2 separate regions of the Mus musculus genome follow, and region 1 is linked to region 2. The links are chromatin loops, found by intact Hi-C in ENCODE. Cell type or tissue: left cerebral cortex. All regions are shown on one strand. Each heading gives the region's core, and the rest is flanking DNA. Links, peaks and the distances in the headings are about the cores only.

Region 1 (8,326 bases), core at 181-8,180, 200 kb before region 2:
CTCCACACTTGGTTTATTTTAGACTGTGATGTTTGGTTATGAGACCAGACTAATGACTAAGCCATCTCTCTAGTACTACGTTACTTTAGTTTGTTTGGTCGATTTTTTTTTTTTTTTTTGGTTTTTTGTTGTTGTTGTTGTTTTCTTTTTTTTTTTTTGAGATAGGGTTTTTCTGTATAGCCCTGGCTGTCCTGGAACTAGCTAGCTTTGTAGACCAGGCTGGCCTCAAACTCACAGACATCCTCCTACCTCTGCCTTCTGAGTGCTGGAATTAAAGGCATGTGCCACTATTAATCTTGTTTGTTTGTTTGTTTGTTTTAAACAGAGTCTAGTTGTCTAGTTTGAGCTTACTTTAAACTGTGCCTTAGCTTCCTGGGTGGTAAGTCAACCTAGCTAAGTTTCCATTTTGACTTTGCCCTTTCCCCCTGACCCAAGAAATACAAGACCATGTAGCCTATACCGGTTGTTATGTTTGTTGTATACAGTCCATCCATAAGACATAGTCAATAGATGTATATTAAATAGGTGGCTCCTGTCTTTAGTTAGGGTTTCCATTGCTGTGAAGAGACATCATGACCGAGGCAACTCTTTTTTTTTTTTTTTTCTGGTTTTTCGAGACAGGGTTTCTCTGTATAGCCCTGGCTGTCCTGGAACTCACTTTGTAGACCAGGCTGGCCTTGAACTCAGAAATCCGCCTGCCTCTGCCTCCTGAGTGCTGGGATTAAAGGCGTGTGCCACCACCACCCGGCCCGAGGCAACTCTTTTTTTTTTTTAAAGATTTATTTACTTATTATATGCAAGTACACTGTAGCTGTCCTCAGATACTCCAGAAGAAGGCATCAGATTTCGTTACTGATGGTTGTGAGCCACCATGTGGTTGCTGGGATTTGAACTCGGGAACTTCGGAAGAGCAGTCGGCGCTCTTAACCTCTGAGCCATCTCGCCAGCCCCCGAGGCAACTCTTATAAAGGACATTTGCTTGGGGCTGGCTTACCCGTTCAGTGGTTCAGTCCAGGATCATCGAGGTGAGAACAGGGCAGCATCCAGGCAGGCATAGTGCTAGAGAAGGAGCTGAGAGTTCTACATCTTGACACAAAGGCAGCCTGTCTTCTAGGTAACAAGAGAAGGGCCTCAAAGCCCACCCCCATAGTGACACACTTCCTCCCACAAGGCCACATCTCCTAATCATGCCACTCCCTGGGCTAAGTATGTTCAGATCTCCACAGGTCCCACTAGCTGTTCAGTATGTGGTCTGTAGTGAGCCACTTGAACTGTGAGCAGACTCTCAGCTGTGTTTTTTAAATATTTTATTATTTTTATTACTATTAATTAAAAACACCTTTGTGCTGCTATAAAGCACACGCTAACCTTGAACTCCCGATTCTCTTGCCTCTGCCTTGTACATGCTGGGATGACAGGAGTCATGACAGCCACCATGCTGAGTGCTGAGCTCTTCCTAAGCCTCTGTTATTGGTCAGGCCATAGAATAGACTGTGGAGAGAATTATGTGCCTTTACCTACCAGGATCCCGACTCCAATTAGAATTGTTATCCTCTTTTCACATTAAACCAAAGGCCAACAAGCAACTACTATTCTCTTTTTTTATTTTTATTTCATTTATTTATTTTTAAGACAGAGTTTCTCTGTGTTGTACTGCAACTAACTCTGAAGACCAGGCTGTCCTTGAACTCACAGAAATCTGCATATCCCTGCTTCCCAAATGCTGGGTTTAAAGGTATTCGCCACCACACCCAGTTTAGTTTGTTTTCTAAAGAAAGATAAGGCTTAAGGATTGAAGAGAAGGCTTACTGGTTAGGAGCACTGACTGCTCTCCCAGAAGATCTGGGTTCAGTTCACACCTGTCCTTAACCCTCACATAGATAGACATACATGCAGGCAAAACACCAATGCACATAAAATAAAAATAGTTAAATAGAGCCAGGCAGTGGTGGCTCACACCTTTAATCCCAGCATTTGGGAGGCAGAGGCAAGCGGATTTCTGAGTTCGAGGCCAGCCTGGTCTACAGAGTGAGTTCCAGGACAGCCAGGGCTCCACAGAGAAACCCTGCCTCAGAAAAAAAAAAAAAAAAGTTAAATAGAAGATAGTGCTTGAACCTTTATTGGTTACATAATAGATCTTCTAAAAGATTTATCTTAGGGGGCTGGTGAGATGGCTCAGTGGGTGAGAGCACCCGACTGCTCTTCCGAAGGTCCAGAGTTCAAATCCCAGCAACCACATGAAGATTTATCTTACTTTGTATACATAGGTGTTTTACCTACATGTCTGCCTATGTACCACATATGTGCCTGGAACCCACAAAAGCCAGAATAGGGCATCTGGAATTATATTGTTGGGACTCCTATGTAGGTGCTAGGAATCAAACCCATGTCTTCTGGAAGACCAGACAGTAGTCTTAACAGTTTAACCACCTCTCCAGCTTCACAGACTAGCTCTTTGTTGATTGACTGTTTGTTTGTTTGTTTCTCCACACATGGTTTCTCTGTAGCCCTGGAGACAGAACTCAGCTTGTCACTTAGCAGCACCAGTGTCTTTACCCACTGAGCCACCTCCTCAGCCCAGCATTCTACTGTTTGGATTTGTGTTTGTGCTTGTTTGGCTGTTTATGTAGTACGTGTATCGAGTGACTGAGAAAGTCAGAATAGGGTGTTGGATCTTCTAAAACTACAGTTATAGGCAGTCATGAGCTGCCATGTGGGTGCTGAACTGAACCTGAACCAGGAGCCGAGCCTGGTCCTCTGCAAGAGCAACAAGTACTCTTAGCCACTGAGCCACCTCTCCAGCCCTTAATGTTCTACTCTTAGTAAATCATCAGGCTATTTTACTTTATTTTATTTTTCAGTGCTGTAACCAAGTGCAGGTGTTTAACATGCTGAAATGTGAGGCAAGCACTCTTTCACTAAACTGTACCTTTCCAAACATATTTTAAGAATAGCTGAAGGCCAGGTGTGGAGCGCAGGCCTTTAACCCCAGCTCTCAGGAGGCAGAGGTTAGTGAATCTCTGAGTTAGAGGCCGCCTGGTCTATAGATTGAGTTACAGGACAATCATGGCTGTTGCCCAGAAAAACCCTGTCTCAAAATAAACGAAAACCCAAAACCAAGACAAAGAGACAAACAAAAACATACACAAAAACTAAACTAAAACCCAACTAACCAAACAACCAAAAAAAAAAAAAAAAAGAATATTAGGTGTGGCATAAGTCTCTGGTTCCAGTCACTGACAGGCTGAGGAGGGTTGGTTGCTCTGTTTCCCAGGCTAACTTGGGCAAGTTAGTGAAACTGTCGCAAAAAAAAAAAAAAAAAAAAAAAAAAGTTCGTCGGTTTTTTTTGCTAGTTTGTTTTGTTTTGTTTTGTTTTGTTTTAAGACAGGATCTCACTCTGAGGTCCAGGCTGGATTCAAATCCACTAAGTAGTCCGGCTGCAAACTCAAAGCAATCCCCCATACTTTAGTTTTCCCATACTGGGGTTATGGGTGTGAACAACCACGCCCCGCAGGAAATTATTTTCAGGGACTTAAACTGCTGCCCAAAGTCACACAGCTCCTCCGGAACTGATGCCCAGGACGTGACTCTGGTGTCGTTCCGTCCCCCCCTTACTCCCGTCTTTAATCATAGTAGAATCCAGTTGTCTCACTGTATTGAGTCCAGTATCCTAAGCCCTACTGAGAAAACTGTTAATTTTGTAACTCTCAAGAAGTAGGTCCTCTTCCAGAAGTCATACAGTTTTCTAAAATAACACATGAAGTGACAGGCCTGTACTTTTTAAAGTACAAAACCCCTACCTGTCATCGCCCCACAAGGGAAATCGCTACCAGAGCTGTCCCTTCGCTCAGGCAGTCCTCCTGGGCATGCGCTTTAGGGACAACCTCCCCCCTCCTTCTGGAACGGCCCCGCTCAGGCTCCGCCCACCACCACCAACGAGAGCCGATCCCTGAGCTGCAGGGCGGGGCTGCCACGCGAGTGGGCGGGAACTAGGGATAGTCGAGTGTCTGGAGTCGTGCGCCGGAGTCAGAACTGCGCCTACCGTCCCAGGTGTCGGTTGCTGGAGCAGAACAAGCTAGCGATGCTACGGCAGCCGCTTCCTGATTGGCTGCGTGTGGCTCCCTCTTCGTTCTGATTGGCCGCGAGTGATCTGTGTATGTAAATGAAGGGGCCTGGTGGGGAAAGACGGGGGTACGGGGGGCCGGGTTCTTTAGGGTGTTCGATACCTCAGCTAGGTAGATGGTGGCCGGGGCTGACCGGGATCGAGCGCCCAGGGCCTGTATGTGTCGCCCGCCCGGGCCGGGCTGGGTGAATCACGTCGGAGCCCGAGAAGGGGGCGGAGGCGCCGGCTCCCTGGCTCCGGCTGCGTGACTCACCCGCCCCCGCCGCCGCCGCTCCGGGAGGAGCCGCCTCCGCTGCCTTCCGGAAGCGAGGGAAGGCCGGGCTCACTGAGCGGCCCGCGGGGGTCGCGGCTCGCTGTGGCCCGGGAGGGACAGGCGGTACCCTGGGGAATCTAAAGGATCCCGGGGTCACTGGGGCCGGAGTCCCCGGGGGAGCCCAGGTTGGAGTACCGCTAGGGGGCGCCGGGACTCGGGGGGGCGGAGTCGGGGTGGGGGCTGAATTCCTGCGGTTCCCGGCTCCCGGGTCTTCAGCGAAAAGGGCAAAGACTGGATTTTTAGTGTCTTGCTAGGTCTAGGCAGCGTCCCCGGGACTGAGACCCTGCGGCCTTTATGCCCCCGTTAGATTAGGCTAGGGGCTTCAAACTCTAGTCCTCTTGGAAGAAAGTACCGATTTTCAAACTTCTGTCAATGACTTACTCCCGCGGCCCTTCAGGGTTTCCCTTGTCTCTCTCTTTCCTCAATAAGTTCGGGACCCTTACTTCCTTGAGTGACTACTAACAGCTTAGGCTTTAAACCCAAGCGGCCAGCATCCCAGTGAGTACAGCAGTCGGAAGGCAGGCAGTTCAGGCCCACTTCTATCTCCAAACCTACACACACACACACACACACACACACACACACACACACACACACACATGATGCTGCCCCGCCACCGATCTTTCCCCAGGCAGCAGCTACCGGGGATCCTCTAGAGACCTTGCCAACTAACGTCACCATTCATCTTCCTGCCTAGACCCTACCCTCCATGACTCTGTCCTGACACTCTGAAAATCCAAGCCTCCTATTCCTGCCCGCGCCTCCTCCTGCTTGCTCCCCACCCCCACCGGGACTCCTACTGTGTCACACTCTCTGCGCCTGCTCCTAGTGTGTGGTGGCCTTCTTTTTTTTTTTTTTTTTAAACTCCCCAGTTCAGGTTTACCTCTCTCTGTCTTCCTTTGGCTCTTTCAGGAAAGCCTGGCCCTGCTTCTCCATAGCCTACAGTGCAAACAGCAGGACTCAGCTTCAATGTACTTATCTTTCTTAGAAAAACCTGCCTTGACTACCTCCCAGGATGGCATCTTCCTACCACTTTCTGTACATTTGACCATAGAGTTCCATGCATAGCAGATACTCTGTATTGAACTGTGTAAGATGGCTGTATTTGTAATCAAGGAATGGAACACACCTGTAATCCTAACCCCTTGGGAGACTGAGACAGGAGGATTGCCTGGAATGGCTGGTCAGCCCGGACTACAGTGTGGGGCCCTGTCTCAAAAGAGCAAAACCAAAGAGTGCTTATAAATAAGAACTAGTGATGTGGTTTTAGAGCTTGCTGTTCCTACAAAGGACCTGATTTCAGTTCCCAGTACTCACATCTGATGGCGTACAGTTACTTTAAAATCAGCTCCAGGGATTCCAGCAGCTGGCTTCTTTGGACATCTGCACGCTCATGCGCGCACACACACAAACACAAAAATGTAAAATAAAAGTAAAATTTCAAGTACTAATGACCATGTTGCAAGGGCTTTTTGTTCCTTTAATCTAATCTGTAGTAGCAACTTATAACAGAATGCTGTCTGTATCTCAGAAGCTCACTGAGGACGCTGAGAATATAACTCAGTTGGTAGAATGTTTGCCTTACATGCAGGAGGCCCAGGAAGTTCCATCCCCAGCATCAAATACACCAAGTATGGTGGCACACACCTGTAATCCCAGCGCTGGGAAGGGGAAGAAGGGAAGAGCAGAAGCTGCCTACATAGCACGTTTGGGGGCAGGTCAGCCTGAGTTACACGGGACCCTGTCCCGTTAGAAACAAATAAGAATTTGCTTAGAAAACCTAGACCTGGAGGTTAATCGACTGGTCAGGATCCCACAGACAGCAGTTGTCAGAGCTGGGTGTGAACTGAGTATTGGCTTCCCATAACTGAATGGCTCCTTCCTCCCTGCAGAGGATGCTGAGCAAAGGTCTGAAGCGCAAGCGGGAGGAGGAGGAGACGATGGAAGCCCTCTCCGTGGACTCGTGCTGGTTGGATCCGAGCCACCCGGCAGTGGCGCAGACCCCGCCGACGGTGGCTTCTAGCTCCCTCTTTGACCTCTCAGTGGTCAAGCTCCACCACAGCCTGCGGCAGAGCGAGCCGGACCTCCGGCACCTGGTGCTTGTGGTGAACACACTGAGGCGCATCCAGGCGTCCATGGAACCCGCACCTGTCCTGCCGCCTGAGCCCATCCAGCCCCCAGCCCCTTCTGTGGCAGACAGCCTTCTGGCTAGCTCAGATGCTGGCCTCTCAGCCTCCATGGCCAGCCTCCTGGAAGATCTCAACCACATTGAGGACCTGAACCAGGCCCCCCAACCCCAAGCAGATGAGGGGCCTCCAGGCCGCTCCATCGGGGGGATCTCACCCAACCTGGGTGCCTTGGACTTGCTAGGCCCAGCCACTGGCTGTCTGCTGGACGATGGACTGGAGGGCCTGTTTGAGGACATCGATACCTCCATGTACGACAGTGAACTTTGGTTACCAGCCTCTGAGGGTCTCAAGCCCGGCCCTGAGAATGGCCCAGCCAAGGAGGAGCCTCCAGAGTTGGATGAGGCGGAGTTGGACTACCTCATGGATGTACTAGTAGGCACACAGGCACTGGAAAGGCCACCAGGGCCTGGGCGCTGACCCTTAGGACCCAGGGAGAATTGACTTGGATCTGAGTTGAGCCTGGTGGTGACACCAACCCACTTTGACACGACACAGGTGGCGTCCCCTCACAGAGGAGAGCCAGGGTCACTTTGGAGAGACTGTACTGAGTCCTGGGAACTTCACATCCATCCACCTGTCTTGACCAGTGAAGGAGTTGGAAATGAGCCCCGAGTGGTGAAATGACAGGGCCCAGTGACAGTAATGGTGTTTGGGCCAGGCTGGGGTTGAACTGGGATAATAGTTTGGGCTATCCCATCCCATTATCCCCAGTGTGGGAAGAGACCTCATAATTTTTTGAAATTAAAACCAGCTTTGGGAAATACCAAGTGTGTGTGCTTCTTTGCATCTGTGCCGATCAAGGATAAAATAACATCAAACTTGTAATCCCGTGACACTCCCACGGTTATAGTGGAATAAATTGCACTCCCGGTATGAGATATCTTTGAGCAAAGGGTGGGAGCTTTCAGGAGGTCTCTCAAAATAAAACCACTAAGTTTAGTGGAGAGAAGGCAGGACCTTCAGGGGCAGGCAGCTGGCTTTCCATCTAGAAGCTATCCAGGTCCGGGCAAGCCGGGGCCACCTGCCTGCCTGAGCGGAGCATTGGGCCTGGCCGGAGCCGGGTGTCTGCGGCCGCCCCCGCGGTCCAGCTGCATTCCTGGCCTGGCTGGGAGGGGCCGCACACTCACAGCCCTGGCACGGGACCCAGGCTGCGTCCTTCCTGGCGGCCGTGGGGGCAGGGCAGGGCAGGGCCCCGAGAGCGGAAGGATGGTGGGGAGGGCAGGGAGGGAGGAGCTGGGGCGGGGTTGGGGGGGGGGGGGAATGACTGCCACCCAAAGGGCAGGATGGGTCCAGAATCTGGGGACTGTGACACGAGAGGGCCACTCCTGGGCCTCCCCAGGGGCCGGAAGCTCCAAGACTGCGGACGGGGTGGGGCTGGAGAGGCGGGAGCTGCACGCAGCCCCAGGGGCCTGGAAGGGGTAGGCGGAGCTTGGTTTCCTGGAGGAACAGAGGAAGCTGTGCCCATTTCTGGAAGTGACTGAGGCGGGCCACCGAGAGAAACAGATGGACATGGCTTCAGGCTAGCTGGTGCCAAGTTAAGGACCCTCCAGACTCCTGAACCCAAACCCTCCTGGAGACTCCTGTGCCTAGACCATAGGACATCGACGGCCCCTAGCTGAGGCTGAGACCTAAGGAGCCCGGGCTGAGCTCTGCGGCCCCCCCTTGTGACTGGTTAGGGAACTACGATGTAACCGTGATCAG
Region 2 (8,326 bases), core at 54-8,053:
GTGGCACTAAGGATTTAAGTAGGGGCCTTGGGCTTTACCACTAAGCGACACCCACAGACTTTCTTGTTTGTTTTGGGTTTTTTTTTCAAGTTCTTTTTTTAAAGATTTATTTATTTATCTTATGTATATGAGTACACTGTAGCTGTCTTCAGCCACCAGAAGAGGACATCGGATCCCATTACAGATGGTTGTGAGCCTCCATGTGGTTGCTGGGAATTGAACTCAGGACCTCTGGAAGAGCAGTCAGTGCTTCTAACTGCTGAGCCATCTCTCCAGCCCACCCACAAACTTTTAAAAAACATTTTTATTTGAGACAGGGTAAGTCTAAAGTAGCCTAGACTGGCCGTTAACTCACAACATAGCCAAGACTCTGCAGGAAGGAGACTGTCCAAGGAACAGTGACAAAGCCATCTATAGCCCTAGGAGAAGTTCTAGGGGCAGCCAAGCCTGAGGACCCGTCGATCGTCCACTTCAGAAGCCTGAGAGAATGCCTTCCTGCTGAGGAAGCCTCCCAGCCTGTGGGGCTGCAGTACAGCAGACAGGGCAGACACACACAGCCCCCACGGCTGTAATTTCAGACACTAATTTAACCTGGATGGGGCACTATGATTTGACTCGGGACCGTGGGAGCAGCTCCAGCTCCACATCACACCTAAATCGCAGCCTCGTCTCGTCGGGCCCATGGATGTAAGCAGCCCAGACCTGCATCTCAGCGGATGCGTCCGTGTTCCCCTTGCAGTGCGTCCTGCAGTCTCTGAGGGCTCTGCTGCTGTGTGGGTCCTGGGGATCATTTTGAGCACACGCACAAAGCCACACCTCCAGCCTTTGTTTCATGTGCTTCCACTGGAGTATGAGTCTAAGGACAGACAGTGACCTGAGGAGACCTCAGACTTTCTGAGACAACTCTGCATAATATGGAGCCTCGGGTGGGTTAACCCTGAAGGATGTGCTGAGGAGGAGGACAGGAAGAGGCAAGAACCAGCAAGAGTCGCGGGGAGAGCAGGAGGAGAAAGGTCCTCTCTGGCATGAAAGTATTTTTCCCAGTAGGCATGGGGGGTCTCAGCACCCACTGGGGTGGAGGCAGGAGAATGAGAAGTTCAAAGTCACCCTTGGTTATATAGCCAGCTCGATGCTTGTTTGAGATACATGAGACGCTGCCAAAAGAGAAATAAGTATAGAGAAGTGGGGAAAGAAGGAGAGAGAGAGAGAGAGAGAGAGAGAGAGAGAGAGAGAGAGAGAGAGAGAGAGAGAGAGAGAGAGAACAATGCTGAGGGTGAAGGATGATAGAACACAGGAGTAAGTACTGTTCACAAAAGTCAAATCATGGAGCCAGCGGCGTGCCTGTCATAGGAAGAGTGGACAAGGAGAATGTGCAATACACACATCATGACATTTTATTCACTTTGGGAAAATGGGTGGACTGTGAGAAGCTCAAGAAAGTAAACATGACTTAATTCCAAGCTACACTGCAGGCTGGAGAGATGGCTTGACGGTGAAGAGCGCTTCCCTGCAACAAATCCCTGCTTCTGATCTATTGGACACATAGAATAAACTCCTTTACCAAGTGTAGTGGCTCACACCTGTAATCCCAGAACTGCCAGGCTGAGGCAGGAGATTTGCTGCAAGTTACAGACCAGCCTGGACTACATAGTGAGCTGGTGTATGAGACCCTGACTCAAGAAAAAAAAAATCTTCATTTCAAAACAAACAAGTTGTCAGGAAGTAGTGGCGCACTCCTTTAATCCCAGCACTTGGGATGCAGTAGCAGGCAGATTTCTGAGTTCGAGGCCAGCCTGGTCTACAGAGTGAGTTCCAGGACAGCCAGGGCTACACAGAGAAACCCTGTCTCGACACCCCCGAAAATCCTAAACCCCCCAAAACAGAAAAAAAAACCCACAAGTTGCATGTCTGGAGAGATGGCTCAGTGGTTAAGAGCACTGGCTGCTCTTCCAGTGGACCAGATTCAATTCTCCGCACCTACATGACTGCTCACAACTCTCTTTAACTCCTGTTTCAGGGGATCTGACAACCCCTGCCCCCCCATACAGACATACATTCAGGCAAAACACAATTGCAAGTGAAATAAGAATAAATTACAAAAGAAATAAAAGTTAAAAGCCAAGTTAAGCACTATCTTTCTTTGCTAAAGCAAACCCAGGAAGTTCTTAAAATAGAAATTCCTGAAATTCAGCAAAAACCCAAATTGTTTTATTTTAAGGTGAACCACTTAGAACGACGGGCCAAGCTAAAAATAGGATTTGCCAGCCACCCAAACATTCCTCCCTGTTAGCTCACCCAGCCTCAACTCTTCTCTCCACCAATTTAAGTAGGGACTGACTTCCCTCACAGTATCCTCAGATTCCTCTCCTCTCATGCATTTGTGCAAGGGAAGGAACTCAAGATCTGTTCATGCCACACCCCCAGCCCCTCACTGGGGGATTCTAGACAGGGGATCTACCACTGAGCCACACCCCCAGCCCCTCACTGGGGGATTCTAGGCAGGGGCTCTACCACTGAGCCACGCCCCCAGCCCCTCACTGGGAGATTCTAGGCAGGGGCTCTACCACTGAGCCACGCCCCCAGCCCCTCACTGGGAGATTCTAGGTAGGGGCTCTACCACTGAGCCACGCCCCCAGCCACTCACTGGGGGATTCTAGGCAGGGGCTCTACCACTGAGCCATGCCCCCAGCCCCTCACTGGGGGATTCTAGGCAGGGGCTCTACCACTGAGGCAGACCCATAGTCCTCACTGGTGGTTTATAAGTTTGTGCTCCAATTCTGAACCCTGCCTTCCAACCACGGTGTTTCTTTCTCTCTATGGACTCAGGGAGTAGGGGATGAAGAGTGCCTTCCTCGTGGCTTTGCCAGCAGAGTCACCTGGCATTAGGACTTTTTCTGGGCTTAGGTGATAAGAAAAATGGAATCTCAGGGAAACCTTTACCGTTTGTCCTTCCTTCTTCCTTCTCCTCTTTTCCTTTTGAGCCAGGGTCCCACTATGTATCCCTGGCTGTCCTGGAACTCACTTTGTAGAGTAGACTGACCTTGAATTCACAGAGATCTGCCTAGGATTAATGGCATATGCTGTACCAACAGACCTGGCAGGTGTATGTCTGCCTCCCTCTTTAAAGAAAAAAAAAATCTGTACTTTTATTTTCAATTATGTGTATGTTTATTTGTGTGTAGGTCTCTGCATACATATTCCAGAATATAGCATAGGCTCTCCAGGAGGTGAAGTGACAGAAAATTGTGAGTGATACAATGAGTGCTAGGAACCAAACTGGGGGTCCTCTGTGAGTGCAACGCCCCCTCTTAGATGCTCAGCCATCTCTCCAGATCCACTTTTCTTTCTTCCCTCCTTCCTTCCTTCCTTCCTTCCTTCCTTCCTTCCTTCCTTCCTCCCTCCCTCTCTCCCTCTCCTCTCTCTCTCTTCTCTCTCTCTCTCTTTCTCCTCCTCTTCCTCCTCCTCCTCCTCCTTCTTTTTCTTTTTGTTTCTGAGACCAGTATCTCAGGTTGACCCTGAACTCCTGGCTGTTCAGCTTCAGTCTTCCCCACTCTGGGATGCTGGGATTGCAGGCACTTCCATACTCAGCTGGACAGGTGCTTTTTCATTATGCATACGTGTGTGCTTACACAGGATATTTGCATGTGTCTGTGTGTGAATCCTCATATATCTTGCTCGCTTTTCTCCATATAACCGTGGAAGTCCTGGAACTCATTCTGTAGACCAGACTTACCTACAAACTCAGGGCTGTGCCTGCTTCTGTCTCCTGATTGCTCGTTAAAGGGTATGTACCACCACTGCCCAGCTATCTTACTTATTTTTCATAGGTTTCTTCATGTTTCTCCGTATTTTTTCTTTAAACTTGTTATTAATATTGTTGTTAGTATTCTTTGAAGTTTTTTTTTTTAATTTATTGATTATATGTAAGTACACTGTAACTGTCTTCAGACACTCCAGAAGAGGGAGTCAGATCTCACTTCGGATGGTTGTGAGCCACCATGTGGTTGCTGGGATTTGGAAGAGCAGTCGGGTGCTCTTACCCACTGAGCCATCTCACCAGCCCCTTCTTTGAAGTTTTTAAAAGATAGAGTCTACTTAGCCCGAGCTGGCCTCAAACTCCCGATTCTCTTGCCTAGTTCTCCTGAGTATTGAGACTGCCATTGGTTGTGTTCTGCCATGTCTGGCTCCTCTTTTTAGAAACAAGTATGTGTGTGTGCATGCACATGTGCACACGCTTCCGTATCCTATCCCTCCTCCCCATGTGTGGTGATCAGAGGACAACTTCCTGGGTTGTGCTTTCTCCCCCTCCATGTGGTGCCAGGAATGGAACTTAGGCTGTCAGACTTGGCTTCAGGGCACCTTTATCTACTTAACTGTCTCACTCCCCTGTTTATATTGCTTTAATACTGGCAGAGCTACCTTGTTTGGAGGTTTTTAATTTGTTTCACTGTCCCCACGATTTGCCTGTTGAACTTACAAAGGCACTTCCTAGCAGAGCTCTCCAGTCCTAGAATCAGTGAAAAACAGCAAAACCTTGATTGTCCCCAGTGCCAGCTTCTTCCTTCTCCCTTCTGGGGATGGGGGGGGGGGCGGGACGCAGACAAACACTAACCTTGACAATCTCCTCCTCTTTGTCCTTTTCTCCCCTCACCTCCATCCTTCTGCTTGATGATATCTGTAAAGGGATGGAGATCCGTTTGCGGACTACTGACCAACAATGAACCCTTCTCTTTGCTTTTATCCTTGGACTCCTAATGCCACCTAGTGGCCATTATGTGCAATGGCAGGTTTCTAGATTTAAAAATGAAAAAACAGTAAAAATTTATCTCATCCATTTTAAGTGGGTCAAGTACCCGTGAGCAGATTATCTGGTGGTTCTGTTTTAAAGACATTGTCCAGATCTCCAGTCATCAGACCGCTTGACTGGTTCTAAGGGATCCCATAAGAGGGTCTCATTCCCACACCTGGAAGACAGTGCTGCTCTTGGCCAGAGGCCTCAGCTCTGCCCAGAGAAGCCTCCCCCTAGCAGCCCAGTGCTGTGTCTGATTCCCCCAGAGCAAGAGAACCTCCATAAGGAAGGAGAAAGCTGACTCATCTATTTTTAGTGTAAAACGTTTAATTGAAAAACGCTCACTGGGTGTGGTGTGCTTCACTTTCATTAAATATACAGAGAAGATTGTAGAACTCCCCCGGACAAACTGGTCAAATCTTTAAAGGTACACCCTCCACACACCTTAGAGACCAATACCATGGGACCAGAGTACCCAGGCCCACTGAGCAGGGTTCGGCTCATGTCCACCTTGCAGGTAGTTCTTTCTCTCCATGAGGTGGGGTTAGGGTAAGGAAATCCTCTAGTCCAGGCTTTTAAGATGTTTAATTTTTAGAGCGTTTTAAATTTTTCTTTGTGTCAGCCTCCACAGCAGTCCATGTGAGCACTAGCCATGTAAGCACGGGTGTGCTTGGGAGCCGAGAGTGAGCGTCAGACACCCTGGACCTGGAATTTAACGTGGTACATGGTGTGTAAGTTGCTTGGCATAGGTCTTGGGAGTTGAGCTTGGGTCCTCCTCAGGTCTGCTGGAGGATCAGCTGCTGAGCCACCTCTCCTGCCCTGGTAGTGTCATTATTAAAGAGTTGCAGGTTTGCTGTTTAAGGCAATGCTGAAGCGGATTGTCTTTTTAAAACTAAGATTATTATGCAGAAGGGTGGTGGTGTAGGCCTTCAATCCCAGCACTTGGGAGGCAGAGGCAGGTTGGTCTATGTGACTATACAGAGAAACTCTAAAAACAACCAAAGAGTTGATTAGAACGGTTATTAAATCCATGGATAGACCACAGTGTGGCAGAGGCTGTAGGAGAATCAGGCCCACTAGGCAGATGGAAGGAAGCATATTTGTTTTGTTTCTTTGATTGATTTTTTTTCAAGACAGGGTTTCTCTGTGTAGCCCTGGCTGTTGAAACTCACTCTGTAGACCAGACTGGTCTTGAACTCAGAGATCAGCCTGATGCTGCCTCCCAAGTGCAGGGATTAAGGCATGGACAACACCGTCCAGCACTGTGAGGGCCCCTTCTTATACTTATTACAGGGAGATACCCCATGGCATGTGATTGTCAGGTAACCTACAGTGTGTGCTTGTAGTTGGGTTTCTGATTCCTGGACACCAGGTGGTAAGGAGGGAGTCTGTTAACCTGGGGCCCACATGGAGAGGGTGCTAAGAGTTTCAGGGAAGAAGTCTAGGAAAACAAACTCCTGGAGGGGAGATATAAGGTGGCTTTGTCACATGGAATGAGGGACTCCACTCTGGTCTGTCGGGCCTCATGTCCTCGATTATTATAAAATGAACTATTTTTAAAATATAAATGTATTTATATCACAGTGTGAAGTAATCTGGTGGTTGCATTTCTTTTAACTTTTGTTAGTCCCCAGTAACCACACAGAGAAACAAAGCTGCACCCAGATACTGGGCAATTATTGATCTATTAATCCTAATCTGGGCAATTATTGATCTATTACATCCTAATCTGGGCAATTATTGATCTATTAATCCTAATCTGGGCAATTATTGATCTATTAATCCTAATCTGGGCAATTATTGATCTATTAATCCTAATCTGGGCAATTATTGATCTATTAATCCTAATCTGGGCAATTATTGATCTATTAATCCTAATCTGGGCAATTATTGATCTATTAATTCTAATCTGGGCAATTATTGATCTATTAATCCTAATCTGGGCAATTATTGATCTATTAATCCTAATCTGGCTACCTGCTCCATCCCACGTTGCTTGCATATTATCACAGATCTGGTTCTTTGGGATTCAGATGTTTTTTTCTCATGGCATCTTTTCAGACCCTCTCCTCCTCCTGGTGATCTGAAACTCCCTCTCTCATTCCTCCCCCTGGCTGGGAGACGTGCTGCCCTGTTTTCTCTCTGCCCAGCCTTTGGGCAATCTGCATTTATTGTCAGGGCAGAGAACAAATGGTAAGATTTTGTTTATAGAACTTGAAACACGAGAGTTTTTTTTAAAAAATCTAAGTATTACAATGTCATTTTCAGATAGAAACAAGAGGTGAGGGCAGAGAAATGACCATTTGAAAACCCCAAGGATAACCTTTCCACGGGGCACAAAACCATTCTGACCACAGTTCATCTCAAACTCAGGTGCTCCCGTGGGCTTAGTGGGATGGAGACTTCCGTGAGCTCCCGACTGCAGCAGCCGGTGCCTTTGTGGCCACAGCACTGTCTGTATAGTGGGTTTCAGATGCACGGTTTCCCCATAGATCTGGCTCTGTAGATGGCCTATTGGTCCAACCGAGGATGTGAAATCTGAGCGCTAAAGAGGGTTCTTCATCGGGTGTCCTGAGCAGACTAAGGGACAGCCACAATGCCGCTGTGTAACGGGACATGTTCAACAACTTCCTCAGCAGGACAGGCGCATACTGAAGATTTGATATGCCATCTTAGGCAAATGGGGGCTGGGAACAAGGTGTTTGAAGCTGGTGTATACTGTGGCTTCTGGTTGCTGTGAAGAAAAGTTCAGACTCCCATAAGCTGTCTTCCCGGCAAACCTGGAATTCTTCTTCTTTTTTTTTTAACTTGGAATTTTTATGATTCTGTTTACTTACCTTATGGTTCGTTGAGATCTGATATGAGATTTGGGTATGCGGGAATTGACTTGCTAAAAGGTCCTTTGTGTAACAATCACAAAAGCCCTCCTGCGAAGCTGTTAGCCGTTTAGTTCAGCTCACCAGAATGGATCCCTCTGCTTCTGGGAAGCCTAAATTCATTCTGCAGTGTCCCTCTTTCTTTGATCGTTCAGAAAAACCCAGAACACTGACAAAGTCCCACCAGAGCACAGCGAGGTGGAACCCTGCAGTGGGTCTCAGGCAAAGCGTATTCAATTACATCTCGATCCAATTTTACTTCCTAGCCTGCGTTTAAAACTTAGGCTCACCTGTCTTCTCCACAGGGGTGAAACCCAGTTACTCACAGAACCCGGAAGTACACACACACACAGAGAGAGAGAGAGAGAGAGAGAGAGAGAGAGAGAGAGAGAGAGAGAGAGAGAGAGAGAGAGAGAGAGAGAGAGAGAGAGAGAGAAGGGCACCATCCCTGGGAACTCCCACAAAGCACAGGGCGCAGCTGCCAGATGGGCTGGCCCAGGTTGCATGCTGGGATATCCCAGAACTATGAAGCATTATATTTCTTGTAGTTTGGGACAAGGGGACTACATTTCCCAGGCAGCATAGGGTCGGAAGTAGATAACTTCTGGTGTGCAGGCGGAGCTACCCCGGATGGTCAGGTGGGAATCAGAAGTCACTGGTT

The links. Hi-C counts contacts between places; a loop is a spot of excess contacts. Peaks named below come from ENCODE experiments on the same cell type or tissue, not always from the same donor. Only the 100,000 strongest peaks of a DNase experiment are listed, where the experiment ranks them.
Region 1: it touches region 2 in a loop (2.3-fold over the local background); 1 of 42 quality-filtered maps calls a loop at or near these places.

Annotation. Positions count from the first base shown.
Region 1 is chr7:27,482,925-27,491,250 of GRCm38, forward strand. It overlaps Sertad1 (SERTA domain containing 1), which reads left to right and starts at 4,029. Exons shown (of 2, transcript NM_018820.4): 1 at 4,029-4,154; 2 at 6,329-7,390. The coding sequence starts at 6,332. The coding sequence ends at 7,042. It overlaps Gm38972 (a long non-coding RNA gene), which reads right to left and starts at 4,036. Exons shown (of 5, transcript XR_881906.2): 1 at 3,801-4,036; 2 at 1,369-1,491; 3 at 995-1,110. In left cerebral cortex, for the core only: CTCF peaks have their summits at 4,563 (motif pointing right) and 4,768; DNase peaks (open chromatin) are centred at 3,994, 4,959, 5,218, 7,526 and 2 more places; H3K4me3 peaks cover 3,049 bases; H3K27ac peaks cover 3,536 bases.
Region 2 is chr7:27,681,149-27,689,474 of GRCm38, forward strand. It overlaps Zfp607b (zinc finger protein 607B), which reads left to right and starts at 8,192. Exons shown (of 6, transcript NM_001112731.1): 1 at 8,192-8,326. In left cerebral cortex, for the core only: CTCF peaks have their summits at 3,951 (motif pointing right) and 4,761 (motif pointing left); DNase peaks (open chromatin) are centred at 2,271 and 4,704; H3K4me3 peaks cover 789 bases; H3K27ac peaks cover 497 bases.